Linked DNA regions of Mus musculus: regions 1 and 2 are each linked to region 3. A link is a loop called in an ENCODE intact Hi-C map of the cell type or tissue named here. Cell type or tissue: gastrocnemius. All regions are shown on one strand. Links, peaks and the distances in the headings refer to the core of each region. The heading gives the core; the rest is flanking DNA. Region 1 has its middle 23 kb from the start of Gm42015. Region 2 has its middle 34 kb from the start of Gm42015. Region 3 has its middle 61 kb from the start of Gm42015.

What was found. A loop is a pair of places that touch in the nucleus more often than their neighbours do. Peaks named below come from ENCODE experiments on the same cell type or tissue, not always from the same donor. Only the 100,000 strongest peaks of a DNase experiment are listed, where the experiment ranks them.
Region 1: it touches region 3 in a loop (2.1-fold over the local background); 18 of 42 quality-filtered maps call a loop at or near these places.
Region 2: a loop joins it to region 3, with 7 times the contacts of the local background. A loop is called at or near these places in 16 of 42 quality-filtered maps.

Annotation. Positions count from the first base shown.
Region 1 is chr5:118,860,842-118,870,982 of GRCm38, reverse strand. No RefSeq gene overlaps it. Among named protein-coding and RNA genes, the nearest start is that of Gm42015, 23 kb to the right of the region's middle. In gastrocnemius, for the core only: no CTCF peak of the experiment used is centred there; no DNase peak of the experiment used is centred there.
Region 2 is chr5:118,871,948-118,882,088 of GRCm38, reverse strand. No RefSeq gene overlaps it. Among named protein-coding and RNA genes, the nearest start is that of Gm42015, 34 kb to the right of the region's middle. In gastrocnemius, for the core only: a CTCF peak has its summit at 4,530 (motif pointing left); a DNase peak (open chromatin) is centred at 4,559; H3K4me3 peaks cover 697 bases.
Region 3 is chr5:118,776,990-118,787,130 of GRCm38, reverse strand. No RefSeq gene overlaps it. Among named protein-coding and RNA genes, the nearest start is that of Gm42015, 61 kb to the left of the region's middle. In gastrocnemius, for the core only: no CTCF peak of the experiment used is centred there; a DNase peak (open chromatin) is centred at 5,368; H3K27ac peaks cover 1,845 bases.

The DNA of each region.
Region 1 (10,141 bases), core at 3,043-8,042, 84 kb before region 3:
TCAACCTTCTCCTCCTCTGGCTCACTTCACATGGCCAACCAGCTCACTGTGTCCTCACCAGACCTCGGGCGCTACCTTTTAGGGACGAAGCCACCTTCCTGTGCCCAGCTGAGTCGGGGGAGGAGGCTCTAGCAGGCTCCTGTGCAACCAGGAAGTAGTTCCCAGACTAGAACTGGTTCTATCTGCCTCTCTCCAGCGGGGAAAAGGGAGAATATTTACTTTTACTGGTTGGATTCAGTAGGCAAAACAATCAAGTAAAAATTACTCTTTTGCTTTCCACATGGTGCTAAGAGACTGTGGCCAAGTCTGAGGAACCAGAGCTGTGAAGGAGCTTGGAGATTGAGGCAGGGAGGGAGACACGTTCGCTACGTGCCAAGTCGTAGCCCCCAAAATGACATTCTAGATCAGCCTAGGGGGTTTCCAGTTATGAGAGAAATTGGCCTCAGGGTCCTAAGGAGCCACATTAGACAGAAGTTGCCTCCAGAACACATGGCTAACAGCTCGAGAGTGGTACCGCCATGTCCTCTGAAGCATCCATAGCAGACATTACTAATAGATAACGGCGCTCTCTACCAAGACAGTACCTATCTATCATAAAGCTCCCAGAAGGCATGAGCAATCTACTTCAGGGATGAAAATCGCTTTTTACCAGGTAAAACTCACGATAGCTTATGCCTGATGGATCAAGCACTGAAAGGAAGGTTGGGGGTGTTATGAAGCCTTATAAGATCCAGGCAGCAGCAGGGGTTGAGAGTCCCCAGTTTGGTCACGTTCCCAGTTCTTTGGGTGATATTCCGGCTCATCTGTCTGTCTAGCCATCCATCACCTATCCATCCGTTCCCAGCTCACTGCTCCTCAGCCCTTCATCCACTCAGTATAGACTTTTCTGAATGTTGAAGAATGTGGATGTTGAAAAGTGAGCCAGACAGTCCCAGCTCCCACGTACAGGAGTTTATAGTGACCTGGGGCGGGGAATGGAGGGGAAGAATCCCAAGTTTAATATTCTTCTCTCTACTGTGATCCCTGCATCAAAGGTGAGGTGTCAGGGGCTGTCACAGAACAGCTGGGGACTCAGGCACTGGAGAAATGTGGGCAGGGATCAGGGACAGTCTCCCAGGTGGGGACATCCTTTGAGCTGAGCACAGAAGGAAGGAAGGAAGGAAGGAAGGAAGGAAGGAAGGAAGGAAGGAAGGAAGGGACCTTATTTGACTATGAGAGAGGCTATATCATCATAACCAACGTTTTCAGTTCTCCAAATCCAATAGGAAAACACTCAGCCATTCTAATTACTTCCAGAATTAAAACATTGTGGGAAGCATACAGCAGACTCCACAGCCCAGCTATGCGAGAGCCCAGCTCGGAGAAGCACGACTGTGCAGCTTGTGGGGCGGGGGTTGGGAGCCCATTGGATGCTCCCAGCCGGCAAGTGTTCTTAGGGACTACTAAATCCTGAACACTCTTGGCAAGGCCAATTGGCAGCAGGCTCAGGCTCCCACACAGATTGACAGCAACTTCTCAGTGTGGCCTCCCGGGAGGAACACGGGCCAAGCAAACGCCTAGGCCTCACCTTCCTCATCTGTAAAGGAAGCAGTGGGGAGCTAAATCACCTCTAATCTCACCGCAAGCCCACATCTTGCTGAGGTTCCCTCCTTGGGGGCCTTGATCAGCGTGAGCACCACTGGAGACACAGCTGTATGACAGGCTTCCCCGGGCCCATGTTTCTGGTCACGTCATGCTTGGCTTGAAGGACCCAATCCAAAAGACTCTGTGTAGCACACAAGGCCTCTCCCTGGCTGCCCTGTCTTCAACGTATCTCTTACTTTCTCCCTATTCCCATCCCTTCCAATCCATGAGATAACTGCACCAGGACTCTCTTTTCTTCCCTACCTGCCACACCTGGACTTATTTGTTTCTTTGTATATACATGATGACTATTCTTCGCTGTCAACTTGACTACATCTAGAATTAACTACCACCCAAGCAGCTGGATAAACCTGTGAGAGATTTTTCTTAATTGAATTGTTCAAAGTGAAAAGACCTAGACTCGACCAGGATCTTTTGAAGGAAAAGATCCACCTCAAATCTGGGCCATGCCTTCTACTGGCAGCCTCTGTAAAGGACATGGACACAAGAGCATGAGGAATTATGTTAAAGGAACTATGTTAAAACATAGTAAAGCTATGTTTATTTATGTTAAAGCATCGAACAACATTAAGAAGGTTGAGAACCACTGCCCTAGAGAACTCTGTGTGTACCTGAGTGTGTGTGTGTGTGTGTGTGTGTGTGTGTGTGTGTGTGTGTGTGTGTATTTATGGCTTCAGTACCCATGGAGGCCATAAGAGGGCAGTATGTCCCTGAAACTGGATGGAGTTACAGAAGGATGTGAGCTGCTACATGTGCTGGGAATAAAACTGGGTCTTCTGAAGGGCAGCCATAATTGTGGGACTATCATTCCAGTCCCTCGCCTCTTTATAATGTGAGTTCTACAGATCAAACTCAGCCTCTCATGCTTGCATGGCAAGCACCCTACTTAATAAGTCATCATCCCAGCCCTCCTAAGGTTAGTTTTATATCAGATAAAATAGAGGCCCAGACCTGCCTTTCTTGGTGGCCTGATTTCCATAGTTGGTGTCCTGGGAGTAAAGCCTTCATCAGGAACTTGTAGATAACTGATTTGGAAAGAGATCCCAAGAAGGAAGAAGGAAGCAATGAGAATACAGAAAGGCCGTTCTCACAACTGAGTGACGAGGTCACAAGATCTTGGTTTTATGGGATCTCTCAAGAGCGTACAGTGGAGACCTCAGAACTCCAACCCTGCAGAAGGGAGGGTTCCAAGAGTTCCATCAGCCATTTAAGTGTCCCTCTTCTAGGTAGACCTTGGGTGAGACAGAAACTGGACCTGAGGAGAACTTCCAGACTTCGAGGTTCAGAAGGGAAGGGTGTTCCAGGTTGGGAAATTCACAGCATAGTCAGGCATAGGAAGAAAGGAAGAGAGACATATTGCTAAGGCAAGAGGAAAGCTTTGCTGGAACAGGAACTTAGATTTCGTACTGTGGGGTCTGAAAGCTACATTAAGCAGGTGAGACAACACCACTTCTCTGCAGCAGCTACACAAACCTTCACAATGGCAGCTCTGTGATGGAATAGTGGGTCAGCCTGATGCGTCTCGGTTTTCCTGACCAGGAAGGAACTGGGGAAACACCAAACACCTGCCTTTGAGTTAAGCACCTCCTTATCTCATATAATGCCTTGGCAATTCTCCAAGAGATTCCCGTCCCTAGTCCCATTTTACTTAATAGCATGCCCTCAGCCACGTACTTAGGACATGTTCAACCCAGACTGATGCTGCCATTCCTCCAGCAAAGTCACTTCCCACTTGCCCTAGTGAACTTGACAGAGCCTAGAATCATCCAAGAACAAAATTTCCTGCATTGCATTGGCCTATAAGCACATCTTGATTATTCGTTGATGCGGAAAATTACAGCCCACAATGGGTGACACCACTCCCTAGGGTGGTGGTCCCAGGCTGTGTAAGAAAGCTGGCTGAGCACAAGCCTGCTAGTGAGGCAGCAAGCAGTGTCACTCCATAGATTATGCTTCAAGTTCTCCCTTGAGTTCCTGCCCTGACTCCCTTCCATGATGAACTGTAACCTGTTAGATAAAAAAAAAAAAACAAAAAACAAAAAACAAAACAAAAAAAAAACAAAAAACAAACAAACAAACAAAAAAACCACAACCCTTTGATCTCCTAAGTTGCTTTTGGTGTTTGACACAGCAGCAGAGTTGAGCTAGAGCCCCATCCTCATGGGTAGCTCTATACTTCTTGGGTAGGAAAGAAGTTATGGAAATCCCCCCTGTTCCCAAATGCTTCTCCTCTTTCTACACCCCTTCCCTGTGGGCCATTTTATCAGGCAGGGCTGTGTGGTGACATGCCACTGCCTGGTGTGAGGATCTCCATGTTTGAGGTGTTTGACTGACACAACTGGGTAAGAGGTGGTTTGGGGCATTATTTGTAGCACAGGTGTGACTACTCAGACCTCCAGTCTAGGGCTTCAACTGCCTCATCTTGCCTGTCCCACACTCCCACTTCCCTTGTCTGAGCAATACCATCCTGTCTTTCACCTGCATGTTTTAGCTACACTGGCCTGCCCTCTAGCACTCAGGGCTGCAGCCCACCTCGGGGTTTTCACACAAGCCTTTTACTCTGGCTGGATCCTCCCTGAGGAACCTTGACAAACATCACAGTAAACCATTGATCCTTAAACACTCCAGTAGGCACCATGCCTGCCCATTCCTAGTTCCTCTTTCCCCCCCTAGAGTTCCCATTCCCCAACCCCCAACCCCCTGTGGACCATGACAATGAGAATTCTTCAGAGGCTAGGGATATGGCTCAGTCATGAAAGTGTTGGCTATCTCTCCATCCCACTGTGACTACCTTATCTTGGAAGGGTAGCTTTATTGTCTCTGAGGAGTGTCTCTCTCTGACTCCAGAATCCTCCTTCTCTCAAATGAACCCAAACTAACAGATCCCTCCATATTCACAGCCCAGGAAACCCTCAGGTGGAATCTCCACACCCTGGTGTGATGAGCTGTCAGCAGTCCCACCCAATGGGAAACTTCTATACCCTCCAGCAAAGGTGCAAACCAGAGGATGCTACCTCTGGTGGAGTTCACTGTAACTTCTGACCTTGGCTGTGTGCTTCCAGGTCAGTTAGTTCTGTGGGCACTGACATCAGTCCAGGTGAGATAGTGGGTGTCCAATGTCCTCTCTCTTCTGAGGTCATAGGTGAGAAGCTGGGTGAAGACAGGTGTCAGGGACTGGAGAGATGGCTCAGCAATTAAGAGCAATGACTGCTCTTCCAGAGGTCCTGAGTTCAAATCCCAGCAATCACATGGTGGCTCACAACCATCTGTAATGAGATCTGATGCCCTCTTCTGGTGTGTCTGAAGACAGCTACAGTGTACTTACATATAATAAATAAATCTTAAAAAAAAAAAAAAGGGTGTCACCTGTACCTAACGGTGTGCCTGTTCCACATCTCTCTCCCTTCTTATTAGCTGCTTTCGATATTTTGAGTTTGTTTTGGTCTGGTCTGGTTTGATCTCGTTTGGTCTCATTTGTCAAAGTAGTCACATCCAAGAGGCTTCCTCCATTCCACCTCTGAAGCAACCAGGCTTAGGTCCTTTTCTGAACCTGTCAGAATTAGTATTAGTGCCTGCTCCCAGAAAAGAACAAAGCAACTATAGCTGTCGTTCATGGCTGTCATCGTCACTGGTGAGCCTACTTGTTCAGAACAGACCTGACTAAATCAACCTTGGCACACAAACTGAGGCCCCTAGCACGCTGATCATTCTGGCCACTTGGTGTCTGCCTATGAGGCTGCACATCTGAGCTCTGTGTGGACAAGTGCAGCAATTGATTATTGATGTCTGCCACAGATACAGGCAAGGAGGGTAGAGTACATTGGCAACATACATACTGCCAGAGGCTAACTTCGTGACACCTTCCTAGTGTGTTATGCTAAAAATTCATTATGAATCCCTCTGAGGTAGATCTGAGGAATGCGTGGAATGAAATAAAGTGTGTGCTTTGTTCTTTGTGGAAATTCAGGTTTTTATCAAAGCCCATACTTTGGAAGGCATCAGAATATAGTATTCTCCACCCAGAACGTTCCCACAAACTCCTGCCTACTTTCTCAGGCTCACTAATTAAGAAAATGACCTACAGGCTTTCCTCTTATGAAGGTATTTTCTCAATTGAGGTTCCCTCCTCTCTGATGACTTTAGCTTGTGGCATAAAACCAGCCAGGACATATTTCCTCTTCCCTTAATCCTAACAGTGCTAAGAAACTCACAGAATTACATACATACATACATACATACATACATACACACAAACACACACACCTCCAGAAAAAACACCCCTTCACAAGGAGAAACTGGAGCACTGAGGGATAAGCAGATTCATGCCTTTTCATTTTTTTTTTATTTTAAACTTTTTTATTGTATGTCTATGTGCAGGTGTGTGCATGTGAGTGCAGTGCCCAGAGAGGCCACTAGAGAGCATTGGATTCCATGGAGCTGGAGTTATGGGTGGCTGTGAGTTGGGAACTAAAGCTGGGGTGCTCTTAACTGCTGAATCATGTTTCCAGCCTGAGTCCCACCTTTAAGTGCTTTGGTACAGGATCCAACTCAGAATAGCAGGGGCTGGCCAGGTCCAGCCTTGTCCACATCTTCCCTGGAGTCAAGGATCTAGCAGTGTATGTAGGAAGAACCAAGAAGCCAAGGGCATCCAGCGCCTGCCTAGGATGGATGAGGCCACAGGAAGCTGTCAGCCCAATGGAAGCCAGCTGGCAGTGGGTGAGCAGCTACCTCACCCATCAGCACCTCTGGAAGCAGGAACCAGCTCTGAGCTTCCACACTCTCATTCCAGGGGCCCAGCCCCAGGAGCACCTGCTGGCCAGTGGAGCCTTGAGTCCCCACTAGGATGCTAGCCCCCTCCCCCACATCCTGGAGGCACCCGGGAGAGAAGGTTCCCTGGGTTCATATCTCGTGCTAATAAGGGGTGGGAAAGGTAAGGTCTACTTGATCTGGCTCTTGGAAGGAAGCCAGAGAAACTCTCTAGCCATTGATTCTCTTCCCAGGTTCGTGCGCCGTGTGGGAAAATTAAGATGTATAGTCTGCAAATGGGCTAACCTTTCCCGAGCTTTTAATGAGCCTTCCTATGCTGTAACTGTTTCTCTTTCTTGTGTGTGTGCATGCTCACATGTGTGTGCATATGCTCCCTAATGAAGCCCATATGGAAACACAATACCTGTACTACTCTAGTCTTCAAGTGGCCTTTATAATGGGAAAGACTTTTTCCCCCCTTCAAATTGAAATCCGTGCTTCACCTGTGTGCATTTCCACTGAGCTCAGAGAACAAGCCAGGCTCCCTCATAGAACATGCTGGAAGAGTCCGAGGCACCAACAGTCCCAGGCACTGTAGGAGCCCCTGGTAAGCCCAAGAGCTCCCAGAATTCCTAGTGCGGCTCAGGCTTCCCTGTAGATGGACTGACATGAGCATACATAGACCCTAAGGAAAGAGAGAGACCTTCATCCACTGCGCCCCTGGGACACTGGCCTCTGGAGAGAAATTTTTAGTCTCTGATAACACCAGTTCTCATAATACTGGTTCAAGATATGGAGGAATGGCAGCAGATTCTGAAGTCCTCTAATCCCTGACTCCTCCAATCCTGATGCCCATTCTAGTCTCCGTCAGGGCTGCCAGCAGAAGTTCCTACAGGCACCGGTCACCTTGCATCCATCCAAGGTTAGGGGACTGTTAGGGCTGCTTTTGTGCCACAGTGGCAGGAGGAGAGGGAGAGGAAGGGTGAGGGGTCGTCAAGATTAAGCCATGAAAGAAGCCAGCTGATGGAAAGCCCTGGAAACCCTTTCCCACCCAGGATAAATTCAAGAAAAGAGGAGCCTTCCATAAGCCAAGAGACACAGGTGCAGAAGGTGCATTGCTGTGTAAGTGAGTTATAAAAGGCCTGAGGGTCAGCACCATCTTCTCTAGCTCAGAAGCCTGCCTTTGGCTTTCAGGAGTGCACTTCTCTCAATTAGACTGCCTGTTTCTGTTGTCTAACCGTGTTCCAGGGACACAAGAAACTGACAACATCACATAGGTGTCTCCCAGACTCTCACCCACATCTACAAAGGCACCCTGACTGAAATACCTAACCAAACAACTTTAAAAGGACAGATTTGACTCAGGGTTGTCAGGGGTTCAGCACAGTGGGGCATGGAAGTGTTCACAGGAGTGGGTGGCTGTGATTTCTCTGTCCCCATAGACAAGAGAGCAGAGGAGGAGAGGGTGCAACCCTCACAGCCTGCTCCTAGAGGCCTATTTCTTCCAGCCTGGCCTCCTAAAGGTTCCTTCTGATACCTTCAAAATGCCAGTTAGGGACCAAACCCTGCAAGCAGGAGGGAACATTTCAGAGTCGAAGGCTAACAAAGCCCTTCTGGTGGTAACTTTCTCAGCATCTCAAGCCATCCAGAGACACAGGGGCTTTGGGACTCAGGATACCGAACATGAGAAGTTGCTGAGAAATGGAATTCTCTGGCCTAACTCAAGGCCTGGAGAGAATCCAGAGAATTGGTGACCACCAGCAAGACAGCAATAACGGGAAGGCTGTGTGTGAGAGAAGTCAAAAGGAGGCAGCCAAAGCTGTAGTCAGAAGCAAATTCCTAGCACTTCATGTAAAAGGTAGGAATAAAGAGCCACAGAGCCATTAAGGAAGGTGGCAGCAAAATGCAAGAGAAGAGACCATGGGTTTAAAGTTTTAACACCCAAAGGAGATGGAGGAAGCTCCAGGAAGAAAAAGGAGAATGACACTCATAATTCAGGGTAAGGCAAGTAAGCAGAATTGCAGCCTAGACAGGAAAAATTCAATGGGCCCAAACCCTAGGGTAAGATATGTGTTGGATCCAGAAGAGCAAAGTTGCCATACTGAGACTGTTCTCACTGGTTCTATATGAAGCCTGATGGGTCAGAAACAGGAGAAGAAAACAGGAGTCCTTGGCAGAAAGATGAGCAGGGGCAAGCACAGGAGTCAGGATGGAGGGAGGAGGTAGAGGCATGGGTATGGAAACAACACTTTGATGCCCTAGAATAAAAGCAAAGAAATCAAATTGAAGCCAGGGTGCTTTTGCTAAATTACTGTTGGCTGCTCCGTTTCTGTTCGTGTGGTGCTCAGAGATGCTTGTTGCTGTGAGAAAATAAGAACCCTAAAGATGTGAGAGGTCAATTTCTAAGTTGATTTTTATCCCTTTTGAAAAACCCTTTGGAAATACCTTAGGTGACCGTCTAGCAGACTGTCCCTCAGTGAAGAGATCCCTGATGTGGCCCTGCTTTGTAAACACATAGGAGGTGGGGCCTGATTCTGTGGAAGGCTCCATCACACAAGGAGTCAATTTAAAAGGTAAACAGAGGCTGGAGATGGAGCTCTGAAATGTCCCTAGCAGAGAAGGGGGAAGAGTTGAAGAGAGGAGTTGAGCCTAGGACACAGGAACTGGCCCTGCCAGCCCCTTCACAGGGACTGCCCTGCCTCCAGAAGTCCAGCCCCAATGAACACTTCTGATCACAAACCTCAGCTATATTTTTATTTTTAAGTTTTGTTCTTAAGACTATTTGCTTTTCTTTCATGTGCATGGGTGCTTTGTCTGCATTTATGTCTATGTGTGTGCCTGGTACCCAAGGAAGCCAGAAGAATGTGACTGATCCCCTGGAACTGAAGTTAGGGATGGCTATGAAGTTTCTGGGAACCAAGCCCAGGTCTTCTGCAAGACCAGCTGGTGCTGTTACTGACTCGGGGGAGTCATGTCTACCCAATATCTGCTGTTTATCCCCAGCCCTTGTTCCTCACTGAGACCGACCTGGCAGACTAACGCAAAGGATACGTTCAATACAAATAAAATCAAGCTATAAAACACTCCATTCGTCAGGAGACCCATACCATGAAATCACTTCCAGTGCAAAACAGTGCATGGTGTGCGCCAGAGAACGCACGCATCCGTGGAAAAATATAAGTGGAATGTTCTAGACCCAAGTACTCATGGCAGTGGGGGTGGAGGGTGGGTGGAGGAAATGGCTGTGGCTCACCGCTCCTTCTGCCTGGCAGAGCGTTTCCAGCGGCCATAACTCTGAAAGACAGAGCAGGCTCTGCAAACCACCCACAACAGCGGCCCAGCCCTGAGCTGGTGACCTCACATCCTATCTCTAAGACTTACTCAGACCTTGTGACTGCCTAGCATGCAGTAATCATCACCTCTGTTTTCCAAAAGAAGAAATGGAGGCACAGAGAGGAGGTTAAGCGATGTGACCAAGAGTCACCAAGCAGACAGTGGCCCAAGTGTTTGGAACAAATGGCAGGCTTTTCTGGCCATAACCTTGAACTCTCTGGCCCTGTGCAGGTGCCTGCTGAACTCTTTTGGTTTAGTGTGAGGTTTTCTACAGGCATGCATGAATACAGATGTGCACAGACAGACAGACAGTCAGACAGACAGACACACACACACTGGACTACACTGATGGTTCTTCATGGCGAGCTAAGTACGGTTGTCCTTTCCACCTGTAATGTACAATTTAATTGGACCAAAG
Region 2 (10,141 bases), core at 2,329-7,328, 96 kb before region 3:
CAGCTCAGCTGGCTTCCAGGACAGGCTTCTTGGAATGCAGCCCCACAGAGAAAGCTGCAAGCAAGAAGAGAGAAAGACAGGCGCTCTGACATGGCTTTTCCTCTCAGGTTGTCTTCATTGCCAAAGGCCCGGACCGGAGGACTTAGAGGTGGTGTGTACGGAGGTGGAAGGAGAGAGCAGCAGAGAGATCTTTTTGTAGTTGTGTGGCTGGAAAGCAATCTTCCCTGTGAGCTTGGCAGGCTGGGCCTCTCGGGGGCCCTTTATTCACTTCACTGGCAGCTCACCTCCGCTCTCTCAGGGTGCTGTAGGGGCGTGTGATGGCAAGTTTATAGACAAGGTTGACCAGATGGCTCAGTGGATACCTGAAGACTTGAGTTCAACCCTGGGACCCATGTGAAGGAAGGAGAGAACTGGCTCCCCCACATTGTCCTCCGATCACCACACGCACACCTTGGCAGCCCCTCCGCCACACTCACTCGACCATTCGATGTAATTTTTTTTAGATTAGATTAAAGTTTTGTTGTTGTTTTTTTTTAAATCAATTCATAGCAAGAGTTAGTGGCTTCTGACCCCTACATGCAAGTGACACCTCTTCCAACAGTGACTTTGTGCTTGTATTTCTCAGAGTCTCAAGTCTCTCCTCCCTAGGACACTGTCCTAAGAACAGTAGAAGATTTCTCTCCAATAGTCAAGAGAGTGCTTTATTTCATTTTATTTCTTCCTCCAAAGGCATGCTTATAGATCACCCTGAAATACGCTAATCTCCAGTAGATATGGCAGCTCACTCTAATCCCAGCACTTGGGAGGCTGAGGCAAGGGATCCCAGTGAGTCTCCCACACAGCCTTCGAGACAGGGCCAGTTCCCCATCAGCCAGGGTGAAAAATGGAACTGTGCATTGAACACACCAACAGAAGAACCCTGACTTGAAGCTTGCTCTCTCCCCAGCGTTAACGGCTTTAGCTTCGTTTGAAGCTATTTGACTGGGGGCCACCCCGACACTCAGTGTCCTTGTCTAGAAGTAGAATCCTAATGGGCCTGCTAGCAATGGCTCTGGGTTGACAGGGATTCATTTTATGAATGAAGTCTTAGATTAGACTAGATAAGAATGGTGGAAACGCTAAAACAGAGTTTTCTATCCGGTTTAAACACACACACACACACACACACACACACACACACACACACACATCTCAGCTCTCGTTCGAGATGACCCCTGAGCTCTCCTGGTTTCTGCTAATGTTCCCGATAGCCATTCACTTCCTGGTTGTTTGCCTCCTCGGCTCTGATTGGCCAGATTCCAGTTCACTTGGGAGCTGTGTTATGAAGACCTTGAAGGCTCCAGGAAAAGGAAAAATTCCCTCTTCTCATTCTTCTCTCCATGAGCTCTTCAGCCAAACCCACCCTTACCCTTTAAGACGCAGACGGGTTCAACCTCGGATGCCGTCGCATCCATTCTAGACCTATCCTTTGTCCCCAGATCCTGGCATCCAGAGCATGGTGTGGCCTCTCACACTGAGAGGTGGGGCCTGCAACCCAGGTTTTGACTCCGACCACAAGACTCTGCGTTCATTCAGTGTCTCCCCCCCCCCCCCCCACACACACACACACTTCACTCCACTACCACATTCATCTGTCAAGTGCCCTCCCCACCCGACACACAGACACGCAGACTCACGGACAGACACAGCCTTCTCTCCCGTCTCTCCCTCCACCCACGTCTTTTCCCTTGAGCTAGATCTGGGGGCGGGGTGAGAAGAAAGCCAAATGTCTTCCAACCACAGAGTAGTGACAGTGTTGTCCTTACAACACCAACCAAAGATCTAATTTTTTTTCCTTTCCTGAATGCCTAAAAGGAGTTGGAAAACCCGAGGGCACCATTGCCTTGTTTTCTGCTCAATGGAGTCTGGCCAGAATCCACCCACAGCTAAACAAAGCATCCTTTCTTGTCCCACTGAAGTTCTCAAAATCTGGCCAGCCTGACACCCACCCAGAACAGCCCCTTGACCTGACTCCTGCCTTCGTCCTCCATGCCTTTTGATGGCATTGTTCAATATTCAAAATCAGACCCAAAGTGCCTGTCCACACCCTAGTCTGAAAGACCAAGAACAGAATTTTAAAATAATAATAATAAATAAATAAAATCTGTGGCCTAACCAGTGGTTGGAGCGCCATCTGCTGGCCATTTTATAAGCAGCGCCTCCCTCACCAGCCCACATGGCTCTAAGTTCCCGTATTTCAAAGTCTTTTCGGAGTTTAACTCCGAGAGAGTATAGCTTCAGGCGTGGGAACTTGTGCTTTTAAGTACGTTAATATCCCATTATTCTATTATGGGAATACGCATTTAGGAATAAAGGCTCTTTTTAAAAAATCTTTTATTCCTTTTCTTTTAAAGCTATTTAAAGTCTCCATCAAACATCTGGGAGGGATGATCTCAGCTTACAACGGCTTTTATTACTGTCACACTTGTTCCTACTACCGTGATAATGATTGTGGCATTGTATTAATCAATAAATCATAACGAACTCGCTTTTTACACACTCTTAACACAGACCCCCAGACCAGTGTGTGCCCGGGTTTGCAGGAAAATTTATGATTCTGGGTGGGAGGGAGAAGGAGACTATAACACAACAAAGACCAAAATAAATAAATAAAGAGGGAGGATTGCTTTTAGAAAAAAAAAAGGAGGAAGCTTTTTTCTAAAAGAGACTCTCGGCTTGGGAAGGCAGATTTGGGACTGAGTTAATAAATGCCTCTCCTATCTGCTTAGTCAAAGGAGCTTACGTCCCTTTAGCTGGGATTTTTTTTTTAACCTCATTAAAAATCAAAGGGAAAGCATGGGAATTTTCCTCTGTAAATATTTTGCCTGTCCTCTGAGGAGAGAAAACAGAAAATCACCTGTCTCAGTCGGTGCCTTCTTTCGAATTCACTTTGGCCAAATACCTTAGGCAGTCAGGGTGATGGAGAAGAATTGGGGAAGGGGGGGGGGGCTTATGCCTGTCAGCAAGTGTGTCCACCAAGTGTGGGTTTGGGTAGCCATAGGGAGCACGTGGCATCTACCCCTTTCGAGTCTGCAGCTGCCACAGCACAGCACATCCTGAGGAAGGGCTGGCTGAGTCACACGAACCCTGTGGATTCTAGAAGCCCCTTTCCCTGGGCTTCTCTAGGACCCACCCATCACTCTGAGCTCTCCATTGGTCCACCATGGGGGATTTGGTCCACATTCGTCGGGTGTTCTCAGCTTCTTCATCAGATTCCTTCCTCTCTAGTTCTTGAGCTAAAACCCCGTTTATAAGAAAGTCAGGAGCCTGGGAAACATCTCGTCATTGTAGCGTCCAGCCCATCATCTTATTGAACGGGCGTTTTACTTCTCCCTTGAAGCTGGGTGTCCGCCCCGAGTTGAGGCAGATACAAAACACAGACGTAGACGGAATTTTATTTCAACGTTTAATACGTAAAATTCTCGCTAAAATAAAACAAGCCATAAAAGTAGCCTTTCCCAGAGCACACGGGTTTTTTGTTGTTGTTGTTTTGTTTTTGTTTTGTTTTGTTTTTTTATTTTTTCTGGAACTAGCCCCTTCTGATTAGGAGCAAGGTACAGAACCTCGCTACAGGTTCAGCTACTGAAAACTTGAATGAAAGTTCTCCTTGGCCTCCTCCTCCAAGGCCACTCCTGGTCTCTAGTCCACAAGGTATAAGAGGCTGAGACAGGATCCGAACATTTCGAGTGGAAACTGGTTCTTCATTGAGTTCCCCCCACTATCTTTCTCAGAAGTATGAAGAGGTTTGGGGGTTGGTGGGGGTGTTGTTTTTGTTTGTTGTTTTGTTTTGTTTCAAGCATTGTTTATTTGAAATACTAGCTGCTAAGTTCAACACAGTTTTCTGCGATGTCTGCAGACAGAATTTTTTGTTTGGACTTTCAGTAGTGCGAGGAGAGAGAACGAGAGAGAGAGAGAGAGAGAGAGAGAGAGAGAGAGAGAGAGAGAGAGAGAGAAACAAATAGCCTTGCTTTGAAGTTCCCACATAATTACTGTAAAGATCTGTGAAAGTACAGAGCCAAGAGCCAGCGCTTTGCTCCAATCTGGAGGATGCAAAGGCCAGGCGCAGCCCGGGAAGACTCTCTCAGAGCGGTGCAGAAATACGCAGCCAAGGTAGATGGGAGGTGTGTGCGCCCCCCCCCCCCCCCCGGTGTCTGCAGGAGGCAATAAGAGGAGGCAGAGCAAGGAGAAGAAACTGGAAAGAGAAATCAAGAGAAAAGGAGAAAACATGGGGGGGGGGGGTTGTGAGGGGAAAGGAGATGCTGGTGATATTTACAAAGATTGGTGCAGAAATTAAACGCTGCATATACGATACGGAAGTTGAGGGGTGGGGGGGTGGGGAGTGGCAGGTTTCCATCTCCATTTCTTTGTAAGAATACAAGTTAGGGACATCCGAGGAGAAAATGGTTGTAGCCTCTGAGGTTTGTTCTCTGAACGATCAGCCCAGCTGCAAGCAGCGGCTGAGAAAGTTCTTGATGTCACAGTGCCCCCTGCAGTAGCACCTGGAAGGGACCCCAAGGGCCACCTTGCGGCTTCCCATCGCCTTTGTGTTTCCTACCGCGAAAAGAGGAGGGGACAGGAAGATGTTTCTACTCTCAGAGTCTTTTAAGGGTCTACCACTAGCCAGGCCAGGGGACGGACGAACAGACGGGGGCAGCTTTGAAAAGTAACTTCCGATTCCTTTCACCTCCTTTGGGAGACCAGGAAAAGAGGGGGCAAGCAACCTTGCTCTGCGATTTTTTTCTCCCCCCACCCCCCCATTATCCCTTTAATCCTATTTTAGTTGAGATCTGACTTGGAAATTTCTAAAAGACTTTAGTCTCCCGTCCTCGTCCTCCAGATTGCTAGAAGAGGGTGATAGAAGGAGCGTGTGCGAGCGAGTGCGAGAAGGTGTGTGAGCGCTGCTTGTTTATGACGCTTCGCATTCTGCTTCCACGGCGAGAACGCTGACCAGTTCATTACTCGCTGTCCATAAATTGAAACCTTTGACATTTTTCTTAAATTGTTTGATGTTCCCCAGAAAGGGAAAAAAAAAAGTACTCAATCACTGAAACTCATGGGGGAGGGGGCATTACTTATGGTGGCGGGGTGGGGGGGCATTAAATTTGCAGGCAGATTCTGGCCACCCCACAGTGACTGTGAATAGATAACTTGGGCCACTGTATCAACTCCTCAAAGTTCTTAATAAAGCAAATTACAGTTGGGACAAAGTAAAGGGGTTATGGGAGGGCACGGACAGCGTAAACCAGAGGAAGAGCCGTTTCCATAAATATTTTCAAGATTATAAAAAGCTACTTGAGGAAAGAGTGTGTTGAGCAGGGTCTCAGACTTAGGGCTCATTGAAGCCATTAAATATTCATCTTTTTTTTTCTCTCATGAAAAACTCGGTACAGCTCTGATGTTATCTGAAGTGTCATTTCAGAGGGTCCTAGTGATTAGGCCTTTTTCTTTTTCTTTCTTTCTTTCTTTCTTTCTTTTCTTTTCTTTTCTTTTCTTTTTTCCTTTTTTCTTTTTTCTTTTTTCCACTTCTCTCATTAAAGGGCCAGTTTTCCTGTTGTGTGTCTCGAACTTTGTTCCGATCTGAAATTCTACCTACCCCGTCTATCTCCCCCACCCCGACTCCCAGTGGTCCCCCCCCCCCACCCAAGAAGGACTACATTCAAGGCTGATTTGAGAACAACAACAAATCTGGTTGTGTTCTCTCTCTCTCTCTCTCTCTCTCTCTCTCTCTCTCTCTCTCTCTCCCTAAAACTGCTTTTGATTTTTACTGAGCTACCAAATGCAGAAATCATTCCTCTGACGTTGAGAACGTTCCACTTTAAATCACAAGGTACGTCAGACATAACTGCTCGCTTTTAAAACATTCTATAATTATAGGAAGAAAGAATTGGGGGGGGGGTGGCTTTTAAAGAAGCAGTGCTGAAAGGAACTGGCTTGCAAGTCATGTCTGTCTTTTATAAAGTTCATAATTTCCCAGTCAATTCTTTTAAGTTAATAACATCTTAAACATAAAGAGCATTAAAGGGTTCCTCTCATTTGCCACCAAGCACAACAAACAGAGAGGAAAATTTTTTTTTGATTTTTTTTTTTAGGACCTCAGAGACGGAAATATTTCTCAGGAAATGTCAAACTGGAATATCTACGTTATATCTACACATGAAATAATAAATCAAGTTCAGGTTTCTCCCATCTGACCAAAAAAGAAAATAGAAAAGAAACAATAAAATGGGTTTAGAATATTGCCTTACGGTTCCCACACCTTCTTTTTTTAGCTCTCAAAAAAATTAATAGATGATACTCTATTGAGAAAGATAGCATGTACTTTCTCAAAACTTGGTGGGAAAAGTATTAGTTTTCCTCTTGGCAAAGGAAATTAAATATATGTTTTAGGGGGAGAAATATATATACTATTTCATGGTGATAGGATCCAACAAAAACCCAGGAAATTCAAAACCAGGCTGATGCCAGGCAAGGGCTCCGCACCGCTGTCCCTTTGCCGACAACAGATTTAGAAGTATGGAATGCCTGGGTGAACCTCAGGCTTCCTGACCCCCTGTCTAAACAGAGAAGTGTTATTTCAACACCAGCCTTATGCTGCCGCCCGGGCCCTGGCTATGCCCGTCCTTTGTCTCCACACTATGCCCTTCCCCACCTGAAATGTACATTTAACCACAAGGACTTGCGGACCCTGGAGACAACTTCTGGCTATTTTATAGTAAGAAGGGTTTAGAAGGAGAAAGGAGACGTGCTATATAATAGAATCGTGCAGGCTTTGGGTTGTTTTGTTTTGTTTTGTTTTTTGATGGAAAACCCAGGAGAGAATCAGAAAGAATACAGAGTTGGGGAGCTGGGGCTTGGGGGGGAACAAACACGTTGGTGGAGTGACCCTGGCTGTGCTCAGGTGTCTGTGGACTGCCATGAAGTCACACCCTCCTGAAGTGTTTCTGTCCCAAATATCAAAGCATAAGGACCCAGGACACCACCAGGAGCCCTTCCAGAAGGCTCTAGTTCTGAGCCATTTATGGATTCCAGATCATTAATTTACTACGGTGTCATTAATTACCACAGAGTAGTAGAAAACTGAACTCACGGGTTTTATGGACATGGCTTCTGTGCGTCTGAGAGCTGGGGGGGGGTGACTTTCAGTTTCTGGGAGCTGGGGGGACTTTCAGTTTCACTGCATCCTAAGATTTTAAAGAGTTGGGATGTGGGGAGAAGCAGGCGCTCACTGCTCACTGTGAGTAAATGTTTTCCACGGGTTATAACAGTTAGTAATTTGAAATGAACCTTGAGGTTTTCTCTTCATATACCCTGGATCCTTTAAGAGTACTGGCCAAAAGAAAAAGAAAAAAAGAAAAAAGAAAAAGAAATAGAAAAGGAAGGAAGGAAGGAAGGAAGGAAGGAAGGAAGGAAGGAAGGAAGGAGAGAATTTTTTTTTAAGATTCTCTCTTCTTTAATGTATCTAATTTGGATTCTATTAAATGCTGTTTACCCTGATGTTAAGATATTTTGGTGACTTTAATTCCATGATCCCCTCTGTATGAAAGAAAAGAAACTCTTTCTTGAAGAGATTTGGAAAGGGAGGAGAAGAAAAAATCCTTTTAAAAGGGCTTAGGGGAAAACGGGAGAGAGGCTTTCTCTCTCAGAAGCCCAGCTGCCGAAGCTGAAGGCCATTCTAGGCACGCAGAAACTCATTTACCTGAATCGCTTTGTCACCCCGTGGCCCTTGGCCCATAAATGGTTCCGTCTACTGCCAAATAAAACCAAACCGAAAGCATGTTTGGGGTTGGGGGTGCCAGGAAACATCCCCCAAAAATGAAAAGCCAGATTTCTATGCTGTTTGCTTTGGTTTCTCTGTAGGAGGGTTTCTAGAGAGGGGATCTGGATTCTGCGGCCTTTCTGGGTGCAGCCACTCCTGTGGGGTCTGCAGAGGACTCACCCAAGAGAGAAACTGTCCCTTTAGTCTTTGTCCAAAGTGAAAGAGAAAGTGACCACCATCGCGGAGGTCAGCAAACCCCACTGGGTACTTTTAATCTCTGTTTTTCTCTCGCTTGTAAAGCATGGATTAAGACCCCAGATAGTGAGGGCTGGGAAGGAGTCACTGGGACTTGAGGTAGCGTTCCTCCCACACCTGGAAAACAGTCTTTGCCTCCGTGGGGACGGTAGGGAAGCATTTGCAAGAGATGTTACTCCAAAATGGATGTTAGCTAACCACAATAGGCCCCGTTCCATTTTCGTCTGTACCGAATGGCAGGTGTCTGGGGTGGAGTGTGGAGTCTTAGCAGAGACAGCCAGCTTTGAATTGCTTCTTTTTTTTTTTTTTTTTTTTTTTTTTAATGTCCTTAAACTAGGAAGGTATGTCTACGGATGGGCCTGTATATTTCTGTGTTTGCATGTATGTGTGCTTATCTGCTTGTGTCTATGTGTGTGTGTGTGTGTGTGTGTGTGTGTGTGTGTGTGTGTATGTTATGTCTGCATATCTGTGGGTCCGTATTTCTCTCTGTGTGCGGATATGTCTCTGTATTGGTGTCTATGTGTATGTATCTGTATATATATCTGCACGTCTCTCATTCTGGGTGTGTCTCTGTGTCTGTATATCTTTCTGGGTGTATTTCTATGTGTGTTTTTACTTCTGTGTGTGTATGTTTGTATGTGTATGTCTGTATCTATGTCTCTGTGTGTGTTTGTATGTTTGTCTGTGTGTGTGTGTATCTGTATGACTCATGTCTGTATGTCTATGTGTGTCTGAGGTCTCTAAGTGTGTTTCTGTGTGTATGTGTGTGTGCACATCTCTCATGTCTGTATATCTCTGTGTGTCTATATGTCTATGTGTGTCTCTGTCTGAGGTCTCTGGGTTTGTCTGTGTGTGTGTGTGTGTGTGTGTGTGCGTGTGTGTGTGTGCATGCATGTCTGTCTATGTGTGTCTCTGTCTGAAGTCTCTGTGTGTTTGTATGCCTATGTGTATATGTGAGTGTGTGTCTTTGTATACCTGTGTGTCATTAAGTCCGTGTTTCTGGGTATCTATCTGTGCACACACATCCTCGGCCATTTAACTATTCCACTCAGTCCCAGACATCGCAGGCTCCATGGGGCTGTGAGGCCTCACTTCCAGTTTCTTTATTTCCAGACAGTGAAATGCGCCCAATTGAAAAATGGATGAGCTAAGGCTTTTCACTGATCTCCTTTCCAAATTGGATTGCTTTCCCAATCTAACTGAGTGCTTAGAAATTAGTCAATAAGGCAACTAATTAATAATTTGACTGGTGGTGGGGGGGGGTTGGTTTCTCAGTCGTACATGACACAAGGCCCCAGTCTTCTGGAAGTGCCAGGCTCCGTCATTCCACCATAGTTCATGGTACCAAAATCAACCAGCTGAAGCAGGAAGGGGACTCCGGCTCACTTCACTAAAAGCCCCCCCCCCCCCAGTGGAATTACTACGTAGGAATAGGACAGGATGCATAGCGAGTAAGAAGCTGTTAGCATCAAAGGCAACACACCCTATATGATAATTCTATATGACATCTCTGTGACCTGCATTCTGTAGTAAGAGCATGTCGTTACCAGAACTGTGATTAGCAACTCTGTGACTCACACTTAAAGATCCTGGTAAGTAGTAGACACTTTCAACGTCGACTTAGTCAATCTCACTGCCCCACGCCTTGCAAGGACTATGCCACACACACACAGCCCTCCCCCACTTTTATAAGGTAGGGAAACCGAGGCTCAGAAAGCTCAAGCCACTTGACAAATAGACACTAAAAGACAATACAACCCTAAAGACAATAGCGAGGACTGTGACCCAGGGCAGTGACTCCAGACCCTGCCCTCTGATTGGTCTCCTCTCCGAGCATGCGAGAGACCCTGCCCTCTGATTGGTCTCCTTTCTGAGCATGCGAGAGACCCTGCCCTCTGATTGGTCTCCTCACTGAGTATGCAAGTGAACCAAGGGACACCTTGGGAATGTTCTTTGTCCCTTGAGAAAAGTCACACCAGACTGATTCTGACTTTTATGTGGCCATGGGAGAGGCGTGTCTCTCTGAGCCTTGGTTTCCCCATACACAAAGAAACCCAAGAAGACCCCTGAAAGCATCTCTATAAAACACCT
Region 3 (10,141 bases), core at 3,491-8,490:
ACTCGTCACGTTGTTGGTGAGAGGTTACCCCTCTCTGCTAGTCACTGGATGTTGGGTTTCTTGTCTGGTCACAGTGTCTGTGCTCCAGGGAACACAGACTTTGAGTGCCTCTCTGAGACACCATAAAGCTGCTTCTTTCTCAGCGTTTAGTAAAAAGATTGGTTTATTACAGTGACGTGTGGGTGTATCAAGAACCCTCAAGTTAGGTTTAGGAAATGGAGGGTGACGGCTGAACTCACCGAGATACAGAGGGCATGCCTGGTGTAGCTTGGACCACCCTGATCGCACAGCAAAAGCACCTGGAACTGGCTTGTTCAAACCAACTGCTGGGAAATGTGCCCAAACACAGACTTGAAATTTCAAACTGTCCAGTTGTGAATCCTCACACATCCCTGTGTCTGTGATATTCCTTATTTTCTTCTATTATATCTTTGGGCGCATCCGAGACTCCACGTTTTTCTTTTTCTTGCTAGAACGTGTTGGGTGTTGCTCTGCCTGGGTTAACTATCTACTCTTCCTCTGCTCCTGTTTCTTCTCTATTCCTATTCTAGGTCAACGTCTGGACTTTTCTCCAGCTCTATCTTCTAATTCTTCTCCTGAGTGGTTTCTCCTGGGCCAGTGAGTTCATCTAACCAGCGGCAACAGCTGCATTCCTTCGCTGAACCCAGTTCTTCCAGCTTCCAACAAGGAGGCAACAGCTCACCAGGAATGCTCCAGAGTGGGACAGCTGGGACATCACCCTCCGGGTCAGAACAGCCACCAGGGTCTCAGCCCCTGCTGGGTGAAGGTGGCCATTGTCTCACTGCCCTGACTGCATTAGGTACACTGTGAGGTGGTTTGCATAAGAGCCACCGCCATAGGCTCTTATATTTGAATGCTTTGTCATCAGGGATTGGCACTACTTGAGAGGGATTAGGAGGTGTGGCCTCGTTGGAGGAAGTGTATCCCTGGGACTGGACTTTAGGTTTTCAGATGTCCAAGACAGCCCCAGTGTCTCTCTCTTCCTGCTGCCTGTGGATCTGGATGGAGAACTCTCAGCTTCTTCTCCAGCACCATGTCTGCCCGCTCCCTGCCATGACTAGCCTCTGAAGCTGTAAGCAAGTCCTGATTAAATGCTTTATTTCTTTAAGAGTTGTTGACACCACCTAAGACATTCTAGAACATGCATCCCTTTAAGAAACTCATCCTAAGATTTCTGTTCCTCTGATGAGCTCTGAACTATACAACCTCGTCCGAATGAAGCCCAGCTCCCTCCTCAGAGGAGAGCCAACTCCAGAGTAGGTGAGAGGCAAAGGGTGCCCCTCCCCCACTTCCCACTTTATCAAAATGCAGAAACCAACTTTTATTTTGCAGAGTGACTAAACCCTTGCCTGGGGGATCTTATGGGTGGGAGTGGACTCTTTGCCATTATCCAACCTTGCCTGGCCAGATGTGGTGTTGTACACCTACAATCCAGCACTCAGGATATGACCTGAGCTGACAGCTAGCCTGGGCTACACCAAGACTCTGCCTCAAAACAAACAGATAATTTTGTGAAAACCCAAGGAACTCTCTGATTTCCAGTGTTGACTTCTCCAGGTGAAGCTAGAAGAATATTCAGGATTCAAAGCTATTATTTCCAGCTACCTTCTGCTGTCTTCTTGTAAGGCCTCTAAGAATAATGTGGTTAAATTAGTAGCTACTTCTCAAAGTATTTATTACAAAAAAAAAAAAATGAGACCAGCTGGCACAGTGGATCAGATCTGTAATCTCAGTGACTAGGAGATAAAGGGAAGAGAATAAGGAATTGAAATGTAGCCTTGGTTATATAGAGAATTGAAGGCTAGCCTGGGCTAAGGGGGTGGTGAAGAAAGAGGGGAATGAAGAGAAGAGGAGAAGAATGGAAGAGAGAAACAAAACAGAGAGAACACTGCCAGGACTCTAACAGCCTATGGAGAAGCCATATGGAGCAGATATTACGTGGCTCACTTGACAAAGGAAGAAAACTGAGGCTCGCAATAGTTAAATGACTTGTTCAGGGACATACAACACTGAGGAGCAACGCTATGCTTGAAGCCTGGCTTGGCCACCCGGCTGTCCCACTCTCAAAGAGCCTGGCACGTACCCAGTCAGGTCCTCACGCAGTGTGGATTCTCAGTTCCCATTCTCGCTCCCAAGGGACTCTGCTGTGGTACCTCAGGTGAGGGAAGCCAGAGCCCGAGCACAGCATTTGGGCTGGCAGCAGGGACTGCTGAGCAGTGTTGTGGGCTCGAGTGGCTTCCAGCAAAGAGCCCCAGTCTGATAGTGTGAAATCCACCATCCTCAAACCCAAGCAGGCCAGACCCGCCAGGTACCACCCTGAACCCAGTTCTTCTGTGTTCCCATTCTCTATAAAACCAGGCGTTGAGTCAGGAGGCAGCACAGTCTATCTCTCAGAGGACAGACGATCACCATGGAAGCGTCCAGCTAGAGAAGAGGGCAGCAACAGAGGCATCCTTACCACCAGTCCAATCTCTCTGGCAACCCAGACCCTCACCACGGAAGAAAGGCACCATCTCCAGCTGCAAACTCCAGGAGTATGGGCAAGAGAGATAGAGCCAGGAAGCCAGACTCGCTTCAAAGATGCCAAGTCTCCAAGGGCAGCAGGTAACATTATAATGCCCCATGGTATCCACAGGGCTTGGCCTTGCAACAAGTTCAAGTCTGTTATCGTTCAAATGGAATCTACATGTATCTTTCCTAGTACTTAACTCCCGTCTAGGTGGCCTAAATATGCTGTAGCAACTGAGAGGAACACGGTCTGTACACAGTGTAGTCGCCGATTTTTTTCCATTAATTTATTTACTGACTCACTTTACAACCCAATATCACCCCCGCTTCTTCCCAGTCCCCTCTTCACATAACTTCTCTCCTCATTCCTCCCGCCCCTTCTCCTCTGAGAAGAGGAATCCTCCCCTCCCAGGGGATCGCCCCACCCTGACACATCAAGTCATTGCAAAACTAGGTGCGTCGTCTCCCACTGAGGCAAGACAAGGCAGCCCAGAGAGGGGAATGGGATCTACAGGCAGGCAACAGATTCAGGGTCAGCCTTCATTCCAGTTGTTGGGAGACCTGCATGAAGACCAAGTTTCACATCTACATATGGAGGGGGGCAGGGGGTAGGGGAAGGGGGGCAGGAGGGGTCTAGGTCCAGCCCATGCTTGCTCTTCCGTTCAGTCTCTGGGGGCCCCCAAGGGTCCAAGTTAGGTGACTCTGTTGGTCTTCCTGTGGGGCTCCTAATCACTTTGGAGCCCTCAATCCTCCCCCAACTCTTCCACGAGACTCTATCTAACATTTGCCTGTGGGTCTCTGCCTCTGCTGGGGGACCCGTAAACTAGATCCTATCTGCCATCCTGACAGTGTCATTAATAATGCCAGGGATTGGTTCTTGCCCATGGGATGGGTCTCCATTTGGGCCAGTCAGTAGTTGCAGCCTTTTAATTTCCTATTTCCAATCTACAGTTCTTGTGCCCACAGACCCAGAAGCCATAAATGCCGAGGGCCGGTGTTGCAGCCCCTAACGGCAGTGGTTAGTGGTCACCCCAGCTCTAGCCACAGAGTTAAAAGCAAGCAAATGGGCATTCATTCCCATGGAAGCTGGTGTGGGTCACAGCCAGGGCTGGGAGGTTAGTGGGCAGGTGATACAGGGTCAGCCACTCTCATGGGTGGTGGATACCACGTGACATGGCAATGGGCATCCAAAGATGTCAGGCTACCCCCTGAGAGATCTTTCAGGATCAGCTGTCCCCTGAGAGATCTCATGTGCCCCCACACCCATGCATGAGGGGTGCAACTGCCCAGCACTGAAGCCAGAGGAGCTTGCGGGAGGCGGCAAGCTTATGGCTTTCACTGTTCAGCTCAATGGGCCTTTGTTTCCCCATCTGTATAAGTGAAGCTAGGCCAAGTCTGATCCCTAAGTCGTTGGGTCGCAGGTGCCGTTTTCCTTCTGTAGAACGGGGGCTCCCTGGGGCAGCACCTTTCAGACACCAATGGCATCACAGGACCTCAGCCATCTTCTTTAGTAGGCTTCTGTAGTCGGTACCATCTGTAACTCCAGTTCCAGCAGATCTGATGCCCTTCTGTGATGTCCTAGGGCACCAGGCACACACATGACACCCAGAAATACTGTATGTAATACAGGGAGAGAACCTAGATGTGTAAAATAAGATAAATATGAATTTTGAATAAATAATAAAACACATTTGCATGAAGTCTGAATTAGAAGTGAATAACGGAGCCAATCTTGTCATTGTGCAAAGGTTACAGGCATGTCCAAATACTAGGAATGCAGTGTTGCAGGGCAGAGCAACAGTGCAGGATCCTGTCCCACATGAAGCCCACTGCTGACCCCATGTGTGTTCTTGAAGGCGAGTCCCATTTACACACACACACACACACACACACACACACACACACACACACACGGTACTGAAAAGAATCCAGGGCGTGTCCAGCATACATTAGTTGGTGAGTACCCAGAAGGTGGAAGACCACAGAACGTGAGCCCAAACAGAAGTCCGCTGGGTGCTCAGAGACACACAACATCTCCCTGTGCAAGCACAGCACACTGGGAGAAAGGATGGGAAAGACACAAGAGTCTGGACCTGGACAGAGGCGGTTTGCTGAGGGTGGGAGGGTCTGCCTTCCAGGAAACAAGACTAGTTACAGACCCTCCGCAGTCTCAGTTTACAAAGTCCTCAGAGGACAGTGACAGGCTGTCTGAGGCTGACAAAGCACTGGCCACAGGCAGCCTGGGTGCTGGTAAGGACACACCATCGGGGCTTGTGTCCTGCAAGCAGATACAGCTGTGGGCTGTCAATCAAAAATAGTCATACAATCAGAATGGTGTCATCCTAGTACTTGGGATAGAGGATCAACAGAGATTTCAGGGCAGCCTGAGCTACATGGTAAGTTCCAGGCTAGCCAGGTCTAAACAGTGAGACCCTGTCTCAAAAATAATTGAACAAACAGTAATACAAACCCAGACTGTGTTCGAGCCTTGGCTTGGCCACAAACAGACAGTGTGACCCTGGGTAAGTTGCACGTTCCCCTTCATGGCATCAGCTCACCCAGCCTGCCCCTTGCTTGCTGAGTGCTGTGTGGCCTCGAGCAAATAGCCTTGCCTCTCGGATCCTCTCAAGTCATTTCTGTAGTGGGTACTTGGGAACGTTATCTCGGGGTCCTTACGACCCCAGTAGAGCAAAAAGGGCCTTGCACACCACACTAGCACACTGTTAGCTCTGCAGGTCTCACCTGGGTTGCCTCAGTCTGCCCCCCTCATCACCATCCCAGGCTCCAGCTGCCCAGGTGACATGGCGCCAAAGCTCGGCTGCTGCCCGGTCTGTGGCGACACCTGCTGGCCACATGTGGAAGGACACGAGCTCCGCTCCGCTAGATGGATGGATGCACCTGATGCGGGTGCGGGACTCAAGGACTTGAGGTTGCATCGCTCCTAAGAACTCGGGGCTACCGTCCTGGAATGTAGAGCTAAGACCCTGGGGTCGGAAGGAAGCAGGATCTCCACAAGGAACTAGGCTAAGAAACTGGAGGACAGGAGACTGAGAAAGATGCCCTCCACAGCGGCTGCTACCACGGAAACCGACGAAGGGGGAGTGGGATCCGCACCCCTACCTCACCCCACAGTGAGGCATTGAAACATCTAGAAATTACAGAGTCTATTTAGTTCGTGGTGCCTGCCATTAGTGTCCACGGATCTATTATTCAGTAAGAGCCATGCTTTGACCCTGTAACCCTGTGACCCTGCGACAGCATTGGGGATGCTCTGCTCCTCTGATGTTACCCTACAGCCTAATTGGATCTGAGAAGGTCCTTCTCCCTGGAATTCTGACGCACAGCGCCCCTTCCAACTGCCCAAGACCTACACAGAGGGACGAGTCCCCTAATGGAGGAAATTTGGGACCAGCAGAGGAAATGACCAAACACTGAATAGCAGACCAATGGGTGTTTCAGCTCCGACTCAGGGAGGTCAGGTTAGGGAGGGAGGGACAGGTCACTGATAAGAGATGAGGATAGTGAAAGACACAGGAGAGGAGAGGGAAGGGGAAGTGGGGAGGAGAGGGAGAAGCAGGGGACAGTGAAGGGTATGGAAGGAGGAGAAGACAGTCTCTTGTAGCCCAGGCTAGCCCTGGACTCTGAACTTGCTTATATAGTAGAGAATGACCTTGAATGCCTGACCCCTCCTGAGTCACACAGGGCTTCACCAGTGAGTGTGTGACAGTGTCGCTAGGTTAGCTGAGTGTGTGGCCTTAATGGGAGCTTCTGGGTGGACTATGGCAGACCCACCTCGTGTGAGCCTGGGAAGAAGGACCCTATGAGAAAGGGCCAAATGCTGTGCCCATCACTAACATGAGAGTTAGAGGGAGGGGAAGAGGGGAGCAGAGATCTGAGCTGGCGGCAGGCAGCTTGATTTTCCTACAGCAGGCACAGCGGCACCATGACAGCGGCTATTTGGAAGATGCTTATGCGGCCACAAGCCTAAACTTAATGCCAGCGCCGAGGAGGCAGAGGCAGGCAGATCTCTGAGTTCAAGGCCAGCCCGGTACACAGGGTGAGTTCCAGGTCAGCCAGGGCTATAGAGAGAAACCCTGTCTCAGGCTGTGATCCAGAGGTGGAGGCAGGGAGTTCAATACCAGTCTCTGTGTTCTCTGACTTATTTATCATTCAGATAAAGATAAATGTGCCCTGCAGATCCTCATTGGCTGAAGTAGCTCATGAAGGACAGGCCTTGACGGTTCTATCCACCTCAGCTTCTGGTCGAAGCTCTTCACGCCTCAGGCACAGTCACGGGAGGAGCCACGTTTATCCTAAAGTCGCAAGCTCCCACCACCAAAGGTGAGCCAACTCTAACTACCTTCCCCACCATGAAACACTGAATCCTCAGAAACCAGGAACCAAAATACTTTCTGTGCTACCCCAGGCCAGTTAAGTCAATCGACAGCTTGGTTTTTTTTTTTTTTTTTTTTGTTTTTTTTTTTGTTTTTTAAAATGGGCCAAAGACATTAATAGAAACATCACCCATGAAAACATACAGACCAAAGAGGTTTATAAAGTTCAAGGTAACCCTTACACACGGGGAGCTGGAGATTAACCTGGAATACATTAGATCATCCAAGCAAATAAACTCCATATGTAAATTTATATTTAGGGTGGACATATGCTTTGGCACTCACGTGGGGGTCAGAGGGCAACTTTTGGAACTCAGTTCTTTCCTTCCTCCATGTGGGTTCCAGGGAATCAAACTCACGATCATCTGGCTTGGGTGCAATCGCCCTTTCCCTGAGCCGTTTTGCCAGCCCTTAAGTATAGAAAAACTCATACTCCTGTCCATTGTATAAAGCCTTCACGTGGATGCTTAGAATGGGTCTACTCATAACTGCCAAACACTTAAAACAGCCAAGGTGTTCTTTAGTAAGTAAAGCTACGAATAAACTGGAGAGATCTAGCAGGGACTGACGTCACTCAGGACTTTAAAGAAATGAGCTAAACTGGGTGTGGTGGCGCACACCTTTAATCCCAGCACTCGGGAGGCGGAGGCAGGCGGATTTCTGAGTTCCAGGCCAGGCCAGGCCAGGCCAGCCTGGGTACACAGAGAAACCCTGTCTCACAAAAACAAAAACAAACAAACAAAAAAGAAATGAGTTGCGGGGGGGGGGGGGTATGGAAAGACACTGGAGGGAAGGTAAGTATACACAAGCACGTGAGGTCGCTGAGGAAGGCTGCGCGCCATACAGTCCCTACTCTTGAATGTTCTAGAACAGGGAGATACATGAAAAAGAAAGTTCCCTGCATGGTGGCCTTGATTGTCAACGGGATCTAGCCTCACACAGAGACAAGCCGCTGGGCACACCTATGAGTGAGTTTTCAGCTTAGATAAACTGACAAGGGAAGATCCACCCTACGTGTGGATCTGCATCGTCCCTGAGGGTAGGACCCTGAACTGGAGAAAAGGGGGAAGCAAACTGAGCACAGGCGTCCCTCTGTTTCCTGACTGCAGGTGCCTGCCTCACACTCCTGTTACCGTGGCTTCTCCTCCATGAGGAGCGGTTCCCTTAAACCGTGAGCCAACATAAGCCCCTCCCACAGCGGGAAGGCATGGTGTGTGCCTCCACCCACTCCCCAACCTCAACCCCCCCCCCACACACACACACACATGCACGCATGTGCCTATTGTACCCGTGGGGGTTCTGATTGCCTCACGCACATACTGGGCACCATGAGTCAATCTCTTGATTATCAGAGCATCCTTGTGCTGATGGGCAGGAAACTCTCAGCCCCGACGCCCATCAGCCTATCCCCAAATCAGGTTGACAGCCCACGGGGAGGATCCCTGGATCCAAAGTGATCATCTTTGCCCCCACCCCTTGTCTCTGTTCACGACTGGCTGCTTGGCCCATGGAAAACACTGCCACCCATCAGCCTGTTTGAGGGATTCCAGCAGAGTCTGAGGCCTGGGCCATGCCCACTCACGTTAGGTCTGGAGTGGGGAGTCCAGGGGTGAGAACTGCCTTGCAGCCATGTTCCCAGAATCCTCCGCTCTTTCTTAGGCCCTCAGCAGTCAGTGCCTTGGTAACGGGTGAGACTGAGTCTGCAGCCCCAGGGCTGTGATTATATTTTCCGACTCCTGAGAAGGCCACGTTCAGTCGTCTCTAATTGTGGCTTCTCGGCATGTCCATTAGATCTCGGCTGTTAATTATCTGTCCCCGTCTTTCTCTTTTCTTCGTTACTTTTTTGTGTGTTTCAGCTCTCAATTACCCAGAGAGGCATGTTAAAATATCCCACTGTAATTGTGGGTTTGGGCATGTGTTAAGTGCATACAAGTTTAAAATTATTCTAGCTCCCCTGTGAATTGAATCTTTTAACATTGTGGTATGCGCCTCTTTATTTCTAAAAGTACCATTTGCCTTAAGGTCTCCCTCTCACCCCCCAACCCTCCCCCCATAATAATACAGTCTTCTGCACTTACTCTTAGTTTTTGCCTGGGGTGTGTGTGTGTGCTCACGCGCACGTGTGCACACGTGCTCCTGTATGAATGTGTTCCTGTGTGTGCCTGTGCGTGTGTATGCGTGTATGTATGTGTGTGTGCACGTGCACGCACGCATCCCATGTTGCACTGTCACATGGGTTCCACAGTCACTGGATGAATGTACGTCTCAAGCCTGGAGATTCATATCATTCATTAACTATAAAAAGTACTCTGTCTAGTGTCTCCGGCCAGTGTTCTCTCCATTCCTTATAAAATGCCTACTAAGTGCCTGTTGTCCCTCACAAAGCTCTCTTAGCCTTTCTGCATGTCTCCTGTCCCCATGGGAAATGTTCTGGCATTTTTCTCACCTTTGTCTTGTAGTTCACCACCTCTGGCTCTCTTGGTCACTTCGAAGTCCCAGCTGTTACTACATCTACAGCTAACTCTTGTTTTGTGTCCAAACGGTCTATTACATTTACTATTGTGTGGGTGTGGGAGGCGTGGGGGGGGGGGGGTCATTACATGTACCATGATGCCCTTGTGAAAGTCAGAGGATAACCTCCGGGGATCAGCTCTTTTCTTCTACCAGGCAAACCCCAGGGAACTGACTGTGGCCACTCGCAGCAGAGGAGCTCATGTGAGTTGCGGGTGGTGGTGGAGATTAGCAGCCAAAGAGAAAACCCTTGGCAGCTTTAAACATTACTCAGTTTGTGTCCGGTTATTATACCCGTGCAAGTAAGGCTGGCCAGGAGAGAGACGGATGGCCAATGCTTTTTTATCCAGTGGCTTAGTCACATCCTCCAGTACCTGTTTATGAGGAAGTCTTTCTTTTACTCTAACCAGTGAGCGCTGATGAACTCTTCAGAGGGCGTTACAGCCCTGGGATTTAGACAGGATAACTGGAAGTTAGTTGGAACTCGCCTCCTGGGTGAATGGACCCACAACAAATGATTGGCAGTTGGTTGGATGAGGCCAATCCACCAGTACCTCCCAGGTAGGTCTAGCATCAAATTGTCCCAATTGACACTGCAAAATGATCCCTCCTAGCTTCGGGACTTCAATCCCTGAAACCTGCTAGAACATTCCTTTTGTTTTTCTTGGGCATAGCGGCTGTCACAGTCTTGATTTTTATTATCCTCC